Linked DNA regions of Mus musculus: region 1 is linked to region 2. Evidence: chromatin contacts called from ENCODE POLR2A ChIA-PET data. All regions are on one chromosome and are shown on one strand. Each heading gives the region's core, a stretch centred on a gene start or an enhancer-like site at or near the end of the contact. The rest is flanking DNA. Distances are from core to core; before and after follow the strand shown.

Evidence for each region. ChIA-PET counts read pairs that join two places held with the same protein, here RNA polymerase II (POLR2A).
Region 1: POLR2A ChIA-PET joins it to region 2 with 10 read pairs in embryonic stem cell. The contact joins the promoter of Rbm10 here to the promoter of Rp2 in region 2. POLR2A ChIA-PET finds 5 or more read pairs at or near these places in 4 of 5 experiments (Patski and embryonic stem cell).

Annotation. Positions count from the first base shown.
Region 1 is chrX:20,615,848-20,618,801 of GRCm38, forward strand. Rbm10 (RNA binding motif protein 10) reads left to right here and starts at 1,656. Exons shown (of 24, transcript NM_145627.3): 1 at 1,656-2,204. Ndufb11 (NADH:ubiquinone oxidoreductase subunit B11) reads right to left here and starts at 1,772. Exons shown (of 3, transcript NM_019435.5): 1 at 1,213-1,772. The coding sequence starts at 1,413.
Region 2 is chrX:20,362,657-20,365,911 of GRCm38, forward strand. It overlaps Rp2 (retinitis pigmentosa 2 homolog), which reads left to right and starts at 1,825. Exons shown (of 5, transcript NM_133669.5): 1 at 1,825-2,172. The coding sequence starts at 2,080.

The DNA of each region.
Region 1 (2,954 bases), core at 406-2,905, 250 kb after region 2:
AGGAGAAGGAGAGGTCAATTAGGGCTTCTTGCTGCTCCATAAAGTTATATCCTGGCCTTGCATGACCTGGTCTCTAATCCGCCCTCCAATCTCTAACCAATCTCTTATCCCTGATTAAAATCCTTTCTCTACTTTTAGGATACGTGAAATTCCTTCCCACCACAGGGCTGTGACATTTGCTGCTCTCGAGGCCTAGAAAGCTCTTCTTCCAAATCTAATCACCACTGAATTCATCACCATCTCCCCATCCAAGATTTTGACTTTCTTTCCAAATGAATAATTGGCCTCACGTACTTGTTTGGGAGTGCTCACCCTGTCTGTTAAGTTTCATCCTTGGAAAGTGCTATTTATAAAGATTAAAAAAATGTTTGGATATTGGCAATTTCCTATGGGTCCACTTATTCTATAGGACCCTATAATAATTTAAGATCTTCAATCAGATGTTAATGTTGAATATACTAGGCCTTTTCAAAAACACAAACCTCACAATATCCTCAGTAGAGTGGAAATGGCAATAATAAACACCTTCTAATTTGGAGTACTTCTGAAGTAAGTGGTAAGAGCTGCAGTGACCATTCTGACTCATATGAAGCAGGTGTGTTTTTCTTAGCTTTCCTAGTACTTTTCTCACTTTACAAAGAAACCGAGGCACCAAGAGATTAAATTACTTGTCCAAGGTCATACAAGTGAATAATTTTCAACCCAAGATGTCTGACTCCAGAATCTCTGCTCTCCATAAAGCACAGGAATTCAGTCCTGAATGCAAATAATCAGCTCCATGACCTACTCAAGCTGTGATCTTGGGCTAGCAACTTGTGTTTTAGTATCCTCATCTATGTCACTGTAACAGTTACAGTGCCTACTTCAGTAACAGTTATAGTGCCTACTTCAAAATCACGCTACTTTAGAATTGAGATGAGTAAATAGATACAAAGTGTCTAGCACAGCCTGGCATTATGCACGTGTTACCTTAGAGTTTAGTATTACCCTAATTATAAAGTTTCTAACATGCTTTGGGTGCTGCCCTCTTTCAGTGTGATTTCTGACTGCAAATAAGGCAACGAAAGAGAAAAACAAGCTAGGCAAAATTTCTGAATATTCGAAGATTTTGTCCACTGCTCAAATCTCGGGCCGGAGAATGTCCGCTTTGACACTGGTTTCCCTGGTCCAGATTGGCCCCTACAGCGTCCCGTTTTCCCCCCTCCCTCTCACCTTCGCGTAGACGTTTTCGTCCTCGGGTTCTGGGTCCTCCTGCCACTGCATGGTCGGTTCTCGTTGCCGCTTTTTCTCCACACCGGATGGGGCGATTACAGCCCTGGAGGACTCCCAGCGAACGCGAGCAGCCGGGAGCCCTCTCATCGCCCCCGCTGCTGACAGGCAGCGACCATACAAGCTTAACAGTCGGGCCGCCATGACAGCTTGTACTGCGGAGTCCTGGGGGGCGGGGGGGGGGAGGGAGACGGAAATACAATGTGCGCAGCTGCGGTTGATCCCAGCGCGATTTTTGTCGCTCCGCCCTTACCTTGCTAAATAGATCCCCGGCCTAAGTTTGTTTACGAGTTCGGCGAGGTGCGGACTCTATTTTGCCTCCCACGCCGTGTCGCTACCGAATCAACGTTATCATTTCTGTTAGTCTGGGAGAGAGTTGTTTTTGAGAGGTCTGTTCATTTTCTTCGTAAGAAGAAAGCGGTGACATCTAGATGGCCCTGTAGGGAAAGAGGTGGAGCTTCTAGTTGTCTTTCAACTTCAAAGGACAGCAAGCTTCTAAAGAGCGGGCCTCTTAGGGGTAGCCAATAGCTACTCTTTTTTCTGGACTCCTGGGCCGTTCTCACAGGGAATGGGGAGGTAGCATATGCTTGCCAATCAGAGAATGCCAGGGCCAGCCAATGGTGACCGGCAACCAATCGTCAAGGCCGGCCAGAGCGCGCTCCCTTAGTAGGTGGATGGTGGTCGGATCGCCGGCTCTCTTCTCGTCGCCATTTTGTGTTGGTGACTGTGGCCGGCTAGGAGGAGGTGGCACCGAGTTTCCTTGGGAGGGCAACGCGTCGGTCGCGTCTCCCCTCCCCCTTTCCTCCTTTTTGCTCCCAGTCTTGGACTTGGTAGTTGCATGCATTGGCTCCCATTTGAACTAACAGTTCTGAAGGAGGTGGTGGCGGGCGGAGGTGATGCCTGGGAGCCCTCCCTTGACAGCCCGGGCCGAGAAGGTGAGCGCCGTTGCGGGTCGTGGGATCGGAGGTAAAGGAGCTGGGCGCGTGGGAGGGGGAGAGGGCCGGTGTGCATAGAAGAGGCGCGGGGACGGACTGTACCCTCGGAGTTCGCACAGAGCTGAGGGATGCCTGCACAGCCTGCACCTGAAGAGGGGGTATGGTCCCCCACCCCAGCTTTTTTCTTATGAAAGCAAAAGCGCGTGCGCGATTGGGACGCGGGATGGGTGCACGCGGGTTGGGGGAAGGGAGAGACAGATGGGAGTGGGGTACTGTGACTTACTGTATTTGCCCACCGAACTTTTTATCTTTTGAAACGCGCGTGTTTGCGACTTTGCGGGGGGTGTTCTTAGAGGAGGGTTGTGCTGACTGCCCTTGTTACTTAACTATCCACGGGGAAATACTCTGGCTGCGGCCTCTATTCATTTATGTGGTGGGAATGAGGGTGACAAGCGCGGAGAAAGAAAGTGAATATGGTTTTTATCCTTGGGGTCTGTATCTGACCTCTGATCCTTATCAGGAAGCAGGCTTGTTACTGATCGACCCCAACTTAGTTAGTTTGGGGAGGGGGTGCAGAGAATATATATATCCGGCGTTTCTTCTTTTGGGAGTTGTATCTGTAACAGTGAGGTCTATATATTCAAAGGGAAATCCGTTTAATTGTGTCTCTTATAGGTATCCTGTGATCCTGGCCCTTGGCTATTTTGGGGGCTTGTCTGTAACTTTGTTTCTTTTCTGTGCTGTGTATGC
Region 2 (3,255 bases), core at 575-3,074:
GTTAACCAAGTGCCTTCAGTTTTATTTGAGGATCTCTAAAAACTAATTACAGGTTGATCTAGATTTTGTTTCAGATTTGAGTTTCTCAAGAGCATGTGTTTCAAAGCAATGAGTTAGGGCTGGAGAGATGGATCAGCAGTTAAGAGCACTGGCTGCTCTCCCAGAGGTCCTGAGCTCAATTCCCAGCAACCACATGGTGGTTCACAACCATCTGTAATGGGCTCTGATGCCCTTTTCTGCTGTGTCTGAAGAGAGTGACAGTGTACACACATACATAAAATAAACAAATAATTTTAAAAGGGTGTGCTCAAAGCAATGAGTTTTAGAAATTCTTTCTCTAAAATTAGTTTTATTGAGTTGTGTCTTTATGAAGAACATGATCCATGAGGGACAGAGGATCTGAATTTTTCTAGTTCTTGCTCAATTCCATTCATTGTGACCACAGATTCATCCCTGGATTTCAGCTTCTTATTCTGCACTCTGCAGTGATCAAACTTTTGCTATTCTATGAATATAAATTAGCAGCAGGGCTCTAATACAAAACTATCCTCACATAGAACTTTGATCTGACTGAAGAAAAAGGCAGTAATGCACAGCTTTTATTGTCCAAGACCTGGAGCTTAACTTTCAGGTCATTTATAATTCTTAAGCACTGTACCCTTCTTCCTGGTTGTACAAAAAGGGCAGGAAGTGAAAGGAGGAACAATCTTAATGCCCAAATTGAGTCAGAGGCTCTTTTAGAATCTACATTAAATGTGATAGGTATGGTCAAGTAAAAAGATAAACAAATTTGAAAGTGCTAGTCTGCATTTGATGTCTTATCATGATGTTTTAATACTGTATCTCAGAGAAATCAACTTATTATGAAAGCAATACATGGGCATTGTACTCAAAGTCCACCCAAATACAACAAATGTTAATGATTGTGTATATTTTTATGTTTTCACGCGAACTTTGTACCATTTGCTTTGAACAGATCAGGTTGTTTATATGATAGGGTTTATATCCTCTATTAGACTTTGCACTGCTTGAGTTCCTAAAGCTCCTTTGTGGTGAGTCAACATGCCTCTCTTACCCTCTATAGTTGGACTACTGTCTTTTGGAAGAGATTGGAAAAAGGTTATATGTGCTTCTGTCATTGGATGCATAAGCTGAGAGATTCAAAGGTACATGCCTTTTTGTAATATCCTTTTGCTCCCAGATTCACTGTTCTAGTAAGGAGACAATACTAGGTTTTTATCCTAAATACTTGTCCAATTTTGGAGAGATAAGTGGAAGCTTTTAGACATCCCTCAAAGGATTGGAGAGATGGCTCAGTGTTTAAGATCATTTGCTCCTCTTGCAGAGGATCCAGGTTCGCTCCCTAGCACTTGCTTGATGGCTTACAACTATTAGTAACCAGGAGATTTGAGCCCTCTCCTGACCTCTACAGACACCAGACATGAACAGTTCGACCAGAAGCTTGTGGGTTCCCTAGAAAGGTACTGAAAGGGAGGAGTGAAGGACACAAATTTGTTTTACAAAATCAGCAAGATTTTTTTCCCTAGCAATTTTTGTCATAAAACAAGTCCACTACTCTGTATGGCATCCCCTCCAGAGCTTAAATTTTGGAAACTTTCGAAATTTGAGCACCGGGTCAGGAAAAGGTACTCAGCCCAATCAAACAGCAGCCAGCTAGCCCAGCCTAGTTCACTAGAGGGGAGAAGCTGGGGGTGGAGTAGGACCGACCTGGGGACGGGGCCCTCGGTGAGAGCACCTGAGCTGGCCAGCCCCCCGCTGACGTAGGATTGGTGAATGAATACTTTGGCCTGAGCTCATAGGAGCAGAGCAGCTTGCGAGGCATTGATTGGCTCAGAGGCTGCTGCCCGCTTATTGGTTGCCATAGGTCGTCACGGAGACCTAGGGGGTTGGGCGGAGAAGGGTGTTGGGCCTGGCGGGAGTGCTGAGGGTTCCTGGCGGCGGGGCTGCTCCCCTGGGCGGTGTCCGGGGAGCTGTTGGCCGAGTCACCCTGGCTTCCCGCCACCCTCTGAAAGGTGTCTGAGCGAGTGGGGTCCACTACCAAGACCCTTAGGCCGCACCATGGGCTGCTGCTTCACTAAGAGGAGGAAGAGTGAAAAGGCTGAGGGAGAGGAGGAGCAGCCCAAGCTGTACAGCTGGGACCAGCGGGAGAAGGTGATGTTTTGGGGATCCCTTGCTTTGGGCCCTCCTCGGCTGCCCTTTGCAGCAGATGAAAGCGGGCAGTTTGGCGGGTGGCCCACAACTGGCTTTCACTGGCGCGCACAGGCAGCTGAAGTCGCACGACTTTGGGGGCGGGATGTGAAGGGCCCAAAGGAGGCATAGAGTTAGTGGTCAGCCTAACTAGACTCCCAGGGCCTCTCTGTAGGCTCTGCACCCCGACTCCGGATTCTAGAAAGGACTCCAGGGAGGGAAAGAGCCAGGAAGGTGCTGAATCTCCAATCAGCTCATTTCACCAGCGTTGGCCAAAGGGGTTTGGTCCAGTGGTCGAATTACACACGCAAGACTGGTTCTCATCTTTTCTGCGGTTTGTATTCCCAAGCTGTTACTCTTTTGTCTGCTCTCCTCTGAAAATCGCTTTTGGTGCCTCTTGGTGTTACTCAGTTATTAAATGGACTGTTTCATGTCTACCTTTATTCTCGTCTTCCATTTATCAGAAAAGAATAATGAAAATTGAGGCAGTCTTGGAGTGTATTGTGTAAGGTGAAAGTACCCAACACAAACCAGGAAGTAGTTTATTATTGCAGCTTTATATGAACGAAAATGCCATATATATATATATGTACACACACACATACACACACACATATATACATATGTGTGTGTGTATATATATATATATATATATATATATATATATATATATATATATATATATATATATATATATATATATATATATATATATATCTCAAAAGGTTTGAAAAAGTCTCCTAATCTTGCACAAAACACACTTACTTAGGCATACATTTCACAATGGTTCCTCTTTCTACAAAGTTCTTCTTTTCTTCTTAGTGTAGTTGCTTTGTAAAACACTTAATAGACATCAATTATTATAGTTTCTCAAACAAAATAAGAACGCTTGTTCTTTTAAATGGGTGTCATGAACAGTTAACTATTGCTTAATGCAACAACTTTGACCAGAAGTACTAAAGTCTTGTTTTGTTATAACCAGTCATCCTGCATCCTTGTTTGGTATGACAAATCATCCTGCATCATTTCAAATCCCCAGCAGAATTT